Linked DNA regions of Homo sapiens: region 1 is linked to region 2. Evidence: chromatin contacts called from ENCODE Hi-C or POLR2A ChIA-PET data. All regions are on one chromosome and are shown on one strand. Each heading gives the region's core, a stretch centred on a gene start or an enhancer-like site at or near the end of the contact. The rest is flanking DNA. Distances are from core to core; before and after follow the strand shown. Region 1 holds the start of ACAP2 (ArfGAP with coiled-coil, ankyrin repeat and PH domains 2). Region 2 overlaps XXYLT1 (xyloside xylosyltransferase 1).

What was found. Hi-C counts contacts between places; a loop is a spot of excess contacts on that map. ChIA-PET counts read pairs that join two places held with the same protein, here RNA polymerase II (POLR2A). Pooled maps may share reads with other maps.
Region 1: a map of endothelial cell of umbilical vein shows a loop between it and region 2 (8-fold over the local background). The contact joins the promoter of ACAP2 here to the enhancer-like site in region 2. A Hi-C loop is called at or near these places in 1 of 168 maps with a recorded cell type or tissue (endothelial cell of umbilical vein), 1 of 37 single-sample maps with no recorded cell type and 4 of 50 pooled maps. POLR2A ChIA-PET finds 5 or more read pairs at or near these places in 5 of 52 experiments (B cell, BJ, activated CD4-positive, alpha-beta T cell and 2 more).

What each region holds. Positions count from the first base shown.
Region 1 is chr3:195,440,837-195,445,840 of GRCh38, reverse strand. ACAP2 (ArfGAP with coiled-coil, ankyrin repeat and PH domains 2) reads left to right here and starts at 2,821. Exons shown (of 23, transcript NM_012287.6): 1 at 2,821-3,046. The coding sequence starts at 2,994. RefSeq lists silencers at 2,457-2,956, 3,077-3,296, 3,317-3,366 and enhancers at 2,778-3,277, 3,817-3,906.
Region 2 is chr3:195,117,524-195,122,183 of GRCh38, reverse strand. All of the region lies in intron 3 of XXYLT1 (xyloside xylosyltransferase 1), which reads left to right. Among named protein-coding and RNA genes, the nearest start is that of MIR3137, 15 kb to the left of the region's middle. RefSeq lists enhancers at 4,007-4,066, 3,800-4,340, 4,341-4,660. Within about 2 kb of position 2,528, at least 8 of the 41 ENCODE cell types and tissues checked have a DNase peak (open chromatin) inside an H3K27ac peak, as active enhancers do; they include endothelial cell of umbilical vein, where a contact is called at or near this core.

The DNA.
Region 1 (5,004 bases), core at 1,572-4,071, 320 kb before region 2:
GAGATTGCTACACGGGCAGACAGAGTTACAACTGCAAAGGCAGAATTCTTAAGGGGAGGGAGGACAGTTAGTAGTTCGGATCTGGCATCAGGCAGCCTGTGTTTGGCCTGAGTCACCTGGTAATTTATTTTCATATGTTGGGACCTTGGTTTCCATTATTATATAAAAATACAAAAATTAGCCAGGTGTGGTGGTGCATGCTTGTAATCCCAACTACTCGGGAGGCTGAGACAGGAGAATCACTTGAACCTGGGAGGCAGAGGTTGCAGTGAGCCAAGATTGTGCCACTGCACTCCAGCCTGGGTGGTAGAGCAAAACTTCTTCTCAAAAAAAAAAAAAAAGATGAGGATAATAATATTGTATTTCTTTTATTCTAAGACCCACTGCTCCCACCCCATCCCACTTTAATGTTTCTTTATTTAGGACCTATCTTAGAATTGACACCCCCAAATGCTTGCTTTATCACAGGGCAAGGAAGAAAAATTGTGACAGTGTTATCACTAACTGGGTATATGCAAATTTAGCCATCCACAGAAAGATGTTCACTTGGTAATTAGCTTAGTTATTTGCCTTTGTGGTGCCATGCAGTTGAATATTAATTTGAACCCCAAAGTGTCACTTTAGGTATCTTCTAAAAGGCTACACTGTGATTAAGTATTAAAATAATAAGTTATTGTATATGCAGATTAGCTGTCACACATCAGGAACGCAACCAAATATAGTAGAGATTGCCAACTGTCTTGGTAAATTTGACATTGAAGTTACAATGTTAGGGAAGGTTGGCCTGACCACTAATGTGCTTGAGGACCCTGAACATTTAACAGTCAATAGTCTGTTTTTAGCTATCAAGAAAAGCTGTGTGGTTTCCAGGAATACACAATTAAAAAAGAAATCAAGTTTATAAGCAAAGAATAAATGAATATAATGCTTCTATATTCTCTGAAATGCCTCAGAATTATACTGTTAATTTTCCTTTTTCCTTTTTTTTTCTTTTGATACAGTGTTTTGCTCTGTCTACCCAGGCTGGAGTGCAGTGGCACAATCATGGCTCACTGCAGTCTTGACTTCCTAGGCTTAAGTGACCCTTCCACCTCAGCCTCATGAGTAACTGGGACTATAGGCATGTGCCTGGCTAATTTTTTGTATATTTTTGTAGAGTTGTAGAGACAGGATTTCACCATGTTGCCCAGGCTGGTCTGGAACTCCTGGAGCAAGGAATCTGCTCACCTCGGCCTCCCAAAGTGCTGGGATTACAGGTGTGAGCCACCATGCCCTGTCTATACTGTTAATTTCTAAAGATGCTAAAGAGATCAAGATATCTCTTGATGGGTTACGAAAAACAGTATGTCATCACGCTATACTTAGCCAGACGGTCAGAAAGTTATATTAAGACTTTAGAAGGCTGGGTGTGTGGCTCACACCTGTAATCTCAGCATTTTGGGAGGCTGAGACAGAAGGATCACTTGAGGCCATGAGTTTGAGACCAGCCTGGGGAACGGAACGAAATTGTTTGATTGTTTTTGAGACAAACAAAAACTTCAGACAGTGAAAGTGAGAGAACTTAGACTTAAGCCCTTTGATTATAGTACTGAAGAGGCAAATGGTACAATTAAAATAGCCAACATTTACTGAATGATCGATATGTGGCACTGTGTTAACCGGACAACTTCATCAGATCTGTGTGTTATGTTCATTTTAAAGTGAGAAAGCTGGGACCTAAATCCAGGAAGTTTGCCTCCAGATTCTCACTCAGAGCCACTATGCTGTTAGAACACCCTGTATATTCATTTTTATAGATACGCCCGTGTTTTTTAGGTTGGCTTAAAAATTACTCATTACATATAAGACATCTTTGTACTTTTTACAATCAATGGCATCTTAAAATGAAGGAGTATGGTAAATACCTGCCGTGAGGATCAGATGATAAGTATCTTAAAGTGCTTCTAGAAAAAGTGTGGATTAGAGGGGCAGGTGTTGCAAGGTGAGTACGATGAGCCTGGTCTTCAGAACCCCACCATGGCAGAACAGTGAAAACCACCAGGAGCAAAGTGTCAGTGAGGGGGAATGCTTTCGGCAGTTTTGAGAGGAGTTCCTCCACACGAAGCACCCTACCTCCCATACCTGCCTAAATCTTTCTATGTCCAACCCAAACGGCAGCTCCTTCAGGAAGTGGTCTCTGGCTATATGAGAAGATGTACATGGGAGCAATTTCCAGATTATGAAGCTATGGAACAAATACATGAAAGATGGATTTTATCACTAAAGTTATCCTCGCTCCTCTTCTGGCCTCAGTTTCTCTAAACTGAAAGGAATAGGTGGCTTAGCCTATCTCTTCCTTTTATAATTTCTGCCTCTAACCTCTTCAGATTTCTGCCAATCTGCTTTGAAAAGCAAATTTCCTTCCTCAGACCTGCAGGAGACTGCTCCTCTGGGCTGGCAGCTCAGCAGGGCGGGGCTCGGGGAGCAGGAGAAGAGGCGGGGGCTCGGAGGGAAGCGCGGCCGCAGCCACGTGACTTCCTTCCCAAGGAACCTCAGCTGCCGGCCTCCCAGCAACCGGTGCGTCCCGCCTAGCGACGCCCGCGCATCCCGGTTGGCCCTCGGGGGCGGTTGTGGCAAGGAGGTGCCCACGGTCGCGCTGCTCATTGGCTCGGGTTGCCGTCGCTCAGACCCGTTGCCCGGGCGCCCGCAGGCGGTGCTGCCGGATGCCCCGCCCCTTGGCCGCCAGGTTCGTGGCTGGCTGGCCGCTGCTGTCACTCCCCGGCCGTTTCCCTGCGGCCAGCGCTCTACTTGGGGCGGGAGGAAGAGGGGCGGGACTGGGGCCTGACTAGTCGTCGCCGTCTTCGCGGCTGCTATGACCAGCGGGCGAGGCGCCCTTCGCAGCTCCGCGCAACGCTAGTCGCGGCCGTGCGCCCGCCGTAGCCGTCTGCGTCCCAGCGCGGCCGCTCCCGCGGCCCCCTCGGCTTTGCCAGCGCCGCCTGCGAGGCGGAGGCAGGATGAAGATGACTGTGGATTTCGAGGAGTGTCTGAAGGACTCGCCCCGCTTCAGGTAACCGGCACGGCCGCCCGGCGTCACCGCGGAGCTGCCTTCCCGGCGCTGGGGGCGTGAAAGCCGGGCCCGCGCACCCGGAGGAGGCCCCGCCGTCCGCTCCTTCCGACGGGGCGAGCGGCTGTTGCCGCCGTTTCCCACCCTGCGAGGGCACTGCAGTCCCCACCGAGCCCTCCCGAGGGGCGACGAAGTGGCGGGGACGGGGACGTCGCCTCTCATTTCTTTCCTTGCCCTCTGCCGGGGCGGAGCGCCCCGAAGGCCGGCGCACCCTCTCCCGCTGGGGGAAATGGGGTGCAGCCGCGCTCCCGAAGTCCCGTCCCCTTCGCGGGCGCTCGCTCTCGCCCCCTTCCTCCTCTGGCTGCTCTTCCTTCCCCCTTCCTTCCGCCCCTTCTTGGTTTCCACCCCCTCCCCACCCCCTCTTTGAGGGAGCTTTCAGGGCATCCTCTTGCAGTTCATTTAGTTCCTCTTTGCGCTTTTCTGCCCCCCTTCCCCGGGGAGGAGAGAGTAGGGGGCGAACTGGGACGCCGACTTCTGCTTCGCGGTGCCCCCGGCCAGAGCGACTCTCCGGAGGGCGCCCGCGGTGGATGCGTGCGGGAATCGCGGGGGGAAGCGCTGTGATCAACCGCATTCCGTGGACCCTAGTTGGTGACTACCTGCTTTTCTTTCCACTTAAGCTCGTTGAAGGGGGCACAGCTGTCGAGAGGTACCGGGCTGAGGGCGGAGGACTAGCAGAAAAGTGCATTTCTGTTTTGAGAACGGAAGTAGGAGGGCCGTGAAGATTGCCTGTGTGTTCCTCTTCCAGCAGCCTCTGCCCAGGAGGGCCCGGATCACAGTCGGATGCTCCCAGTGGATCTGTCACAGAGTTGACATGGGGGCACTCCGATTCACATGGGTTGCCCTTCTTTCTATGTGAGAGGCGGTCGTCCTGAGGCCGTCCAGGACACAGGTTCTTTCTGTTTTGAGGATAGTAGGAAAGTCTTGAGTTGTTTTGGACAATGGAGTTTTTCTAGGTTGCGTTTTACAGTGTATTTATTTACAGGGCTGGTCATAGTCCTTACAAATATAAGGCCTTAACACTTCCGTTAGATAGTGACATTTCTTGAAGCTTCCTCTGAGCACTGGCGTGTGTGTGCCCGCTAATGTCTGGGCCAAGCCTGGATTGTAAATTGCATCCTCTGCCTGGGAACTAACTGTTCTCATCCTTAACACTGTTAATTGGATTTCTTATTCTCCTTTCAGCGAAAAAGAAAAGAATTGTAAAACTAAGGAACTGCTACTTAGAGAAAATTTAAGAACGCTTTTTGCGTTTGCCCTTTGATGATTTTTGGGTATTAATTTTATTGGAGCCTAGGGCTATTATTTAAAAAAACCCACTTCCTTTGATAGCTGTTGTTGCGATTCATTTTTGAAACTTTTATGTTCTGCATTATTGAAGGACTCAAGAGACACAAATAGATTTCCTAGGACAGGCGTGCAGGTTGGTTTCCAGGACAGCATGGCAAGTGGAGTAATTTTTAAAGTGCACCTTAGAAAGTTCAGCTTTTTGTGAAATTTTGTTACTATGACTCAGCTATTTATTTTTAAGTGAAATAATCACAGCATTTTTCCCTTAGAAGATGTAGCTTTGAACTCCCTTTGTTTCACATTAATTTTTTTTTTTTTTTAAGTTGAGAGAAGTGATTTGGAAATACTTCTAGCTACTGGGGTTGGTCACAAACCATGTGATGTCTTTGTTTTTGAAATAAAGAAATCATTGAATATAAAATAAGAGGGCAACATACTGATTAAGTTGTAGGGAATATTATAGTGAACTTTTGTTAAACTTGATTGTAACATAAATTCTATGTTAATTAAAATATTACAGGTTTTCAGGAGTTGTTTCCCATATTCCAATTATTGTTAGCTGCAAATTGGGAAGAGATGCCAAAATTTCAATAACTTCAACATCTTATATACAT
Region 2 (4,660 bases), core at 1,279-3,778:
ATGAGTGTCCTGATGAAAGAGACCCTGAAGAGCTCTGTCACCCCTTCACCATATGAGGAGACTGGGGAAAGGCAGCCATCTGTGAACTGGGCAGTGAGTCCTCACCAGACACAGAATCAGTGGGCACGTTGGTCTTGGACTTCCCAGCCTCTAGAACTGTAAGAACTTGACTTCTGTGGTTTATGGGCACCCAGTCTGTGGTACTTTGTTATAATAGCTTGAACTAAGACAAGAGGAATGGAGGATGACAATGTAGGGTCCAGGCTGGGCTTTCTCTTGGAGGCCCAGTGCTAGACGATGCCTTTAGAGATGACTTGGTCAGCACCCAGTATTATAGATGGGGATCCTGAGGCCTAGAGAGGGGTAGCCACTTGCCCAGGTCACAGGGCCAGTTGATGGTAGGGCTAGAATGCTGGAATAAAGCTGCCTGAGTCCCCGACCTGGCGAGTGTTCTCCTGTAGAGTCTCAGCACGAGGCCCTCAGCCTTTCTTGTTTTGGGTGCCATTCTCCAGAATAGGACCAGCATGTCTGCTAGCTCCAAACCCAAGTGGTTAGAAAGCACAGAGGAGGTTTGGGGATGAGGGAATGCTCAGTGTGACTGAGGAAGGTTTTAGAGTGGGGCGTAGGGGCAGAAAAGATGAGAACGTCATTTGGGGCTAGGCAGCAAAGAGGAGCCTTCAGAGGCTCTGAATTCAGCAGGGGAGCAAAATATCTAGAGGAACCCTGTCTTGGGAGGTCATCCTGGAGGGTATGAAGGCCAAAAGGAGTTAAAGGAGCAGAGATGCGGGTGGTGGGCGTCAGTCTCCATCCATCCTGCGTGCACCAACCCAAGGCTTTCTGTACAAGAGGGAACCCCGTCTCTCATCACCATCTTGTCCTTTGAATCACACGCTGGGGCAGGCCTTGGCTGAATTTCTACCTGGAAGGCCTCGGTAGGTGTAGCCTGAGTAGAGGGCAGATCACATCCTCGGGTGAAAAGATAGACCTCTCAATGGCTGGGCGGCCAAGGCCTTCCTGCAGCTCAGGGAGGCTTTGGTAGATGCAGCATTTCCAAGGGCATGGCCGGTGTGCTGTGGTTCCCGGGTGTTTGGGCCCTGGGAGCATGGGGGTGCTCACGGAGGAGGCAGCAGCAGGCTAGGTGTGGCCCACAGGCCACCCAGCTATATAATCTTAGCTCCAACACACGTCACACACCCTCACACTCTCCTGCCTGTGAGCCCCAGGGAGGTAGGGGAACACCACGAGCCTGATTTGCAGGTGAGGGTTTGGGGGAGTAAGCCCTAGGAACCCTGACTGTCTGGGAACAGGGCGGGGGCTGGCCTGACATGCAGGAGCTGTGCCAGCCAGGCCGCACACCCTCTCCGTGCTCTTCCAGCTTCTCAGGTGCCGTGAGCTTGCCTTGTCTTCCCCTCCGGGACCCCGCAGAGTCGGTGCTCAGTGACGGAGCCACGGAGAAGGGAAATCCTGACTCTGAATCCTGAATGAAATGGGTTTCACTCTCAGAGTTACTAAGCACTTTTCATGGAGCCATCCGAGGAGAACACTGCAGGGATAATAGCAATGCTAACGATAGTCATGGGAATACAGGGGTGTTTCTGTTGCTACAGCTGAACAGGAATAATAATGTTAGTTAATGTTATTGGGGTGCACCCTGTGCCAGGCACTGTGCTCAATGCTTGCTTTATATGGAGTGTCACTGAATCCTCACGGCAATGCTGTAAGGTCAATATGAATATTACTCCCATTTTCCAGATGAGAAAACTGAGGCACAGATGGTTTACACATGGTTCAAGGCCAGCCTCAGAGCCAGGATGTGGTGGAGCCAGGATTCCATGCCCAGCCTGAAGCTCTTTACCAGGCTTTCCTTCTCTGTGGCCATGGGGGCTGGGGCGGGGGGGGCATCTGAGCAGCAGAGGGCAGTGGTGGGGTTGGGAGGGGCACCCCCAGGAGGATGGGGCAGCTACTGTGTCAGAGTGGGTGGGGGTGAGGCCTTTGCTGGACGCCCAGGCTCTGCCCTCCTTTGAGTAGATCATCTTGTCCGTGGAACCTGGATAGAGGCCTTAGGCTGAAGACAGAGGAGAAATCTAAGCTTTTTGTTTTCAGAGAGAAAAGAGACAGCATGTGAGTTTTGAGTGGAATCTGATCCTAGAGACAGGCAGCCGGTACCCCAGTCACGAGCAGGAATCCTGCGGGCCCAGTGGGAACTTCCCATCCCAAGGGAATGCAGGGACAGGCTGCTCCCCCCGCCCCGCCCAGCCCCTGACCTCCCCCTGCCTTCCCTGCTTCAGCCACAAACCCCTTGACCTTGTTGTTTCAACTGCAGAACAGGCTCCCCAGCTATTGTTCTTGGAGATGATTCTGTGATCTTAGGACCTTTGAGAAAAGAACAAACAGCTAGGAAAACACAGGGTGGTTAAAAGATGTTTGTGATGTTTGTGCCGTATGGAACAAAAGAGGCATTCGGGAGACTCAGCATTGTTCTGCGGAGTGAGGACGAAACAGCCCTCGGAGGCCTCCTCTCATCTGGGGGCATCCAGCTCATTGTCGTGGAATGTAGCTCCAGCCATCGCTTCATTGTCAGGCCATATACTCTGTGCGGGGCCCGGGCTAGGAGTGTGTTTACACTTGATTCACTTGGAATCCTCTCCTGGTTTCTGATCCATTCTTTCTGTCTTCTTGTTGGGAAAAGTGGCTCATGTTATCACCCAGTCACTCATTTCATAGCAGCTACCCAGGTCCCTTACTGGATACCCTTCATCGCCTGTCCTCAGCAGGACCAATAAAGTCATATTTATACAGCAATCTAAGGTCACATAGTCATTTTATGTGATTTCCCTTATTGGATTTTTATATCAGCTTCACTATATATGTTATTTCCTTTTTTTTTTTTTTTTTTGTTTGAGATGGAGTCTCGCTGTGTCTCCCAGGCTGGAGTGCAATGGCGCAATCTCGGCTCACTGCAACCTCCACCTCCCAGGTTCAAGTGATTCTCCTGCCCTAGCCTCCCGAGTAGCTGGGATTACAGGCGCGTGCCACCACACCCAGCTAATTTTTTTTTTTTTGTATTTTTAGTAGAGACAGGGTTTCACCATGCTGGCCAGGCTGGTCTTAAACTCCTGACCTCGTGATCCACCCGCCCTGGCTTCCCAGAGTGCCGGGATTACAGGCATGAGCCACCGCGCCTGGGCTTATTTCCATTTTTTCAAAGACAAAACTGAGGCTCAAAGCAGAGAGGTGACCTGCCTGCTGATGTACAGCTAATGACAGAGCCCCAGAGGAACGCAGTGCTCTTAGAACCCCACTGAAGATTCCTCCTTCAGGGAACTACGTTTCGAAAGTTTACTACGTCACCTCCTTCGGGAATTCTGAAACATTGTGTACTCGTATCTTTACCCGTGAAAGCTGTTTCTGGGATTGGCGCTGTCAACTCCAGGCCCAGGTCTCTCTAATTCTGGGTTGGTAGGTTTTGCATTAATGAGATTTAACTCACCATGGTTCATTTCTCCCTTTGCAGTCCCTTGTGTATGCCCCTGGGGCATAGGTGCCTGTGGCAAGTCTGTGAAGGCTGCATTCTCCCCCAGCTTGGAATGCCCAGTGCCCCTGCTGCAGCCCACAGCCCTTCAGAAGGTGATTGCAAGGAAGCCAAGCCTAACCTCATCTTCCGTTCCTTCTGCCATGTCCACACCTGGCGTCACCTGTGCAGCCTTTCCTGCATGAGTCATGGCCAGGCAAGCTCGGTGACATGCACTGGGAGCCCGGTGTGGAAGCTGGGAGGCAGTCATTGTGTAGTCACGCTAGTGGTGGCCACGGGCCATGGGGCTCCTAAGGAAATTAGAAGGACCTTTGGAACTGCCTTCCTCCCCACCCTGCTCTGTATCTCCTTCAGAGTTTTTCTGATAGGGGTAGTGCTGACTTGTTCCTTGGGAAGGCTTGGAGATTTGGGGTCTTCGCCTGCATCTTATCAAAATCCCTGTGTCTCACTGGAGGAGTAAGAACCTGACCTGCCATCAGGAAATGCCTTAGATGAGTGCTCAGCACCGGTGGCAGGACTGGGGATGTTTAGTTAAGATAAGAGAAAGCCCAGGGGGGCATTATCTCTGTCTTCATATGGGACAGGAAATGTACTTGTTCCTTGTGGCTCTAGGGGGCAGGACGTGGAGCAGAGAGCAGAAGCGTTAAGGGGTGAAATTCAGCATCATGTGAGAAAGAACTCACTAAAAAGTCATTTTCAAAAAGTAGAACATGCTGCCCTGAGCAGAGTGAATTTCTTCTTCCTGGAAATTTCCAAGTGTTATTCCGACGGGGAGGCTGTGGCCCAGGGGCCCAGGAATGGGAACTCCAGTGCTGAGTGGCACTGAGATGGCCACTGACCTTTACACTTATTGGCATGTAATTAGTCCCCTCCACAGTGTCCTGTAGTGACAGCTACCCACAAGAGCTGAGCTCCGGGCAGGCACCACAGAGGGAAAGAGGGCCAGGGACCCCTCATTCTTATTGTTTCCCTGGATGTGTGCATGCATGTGTGCGTGAGAGAGGGGGGTGCATGGAGTTTTTCCCTTTGTTTCCACGCTACCCCGACCCCTACTCCACACCAAATAACTCATTTAATAACTTGGAATCCTCCCATATGTTTATCTGTGCTTATAAAAGTCATAGACAC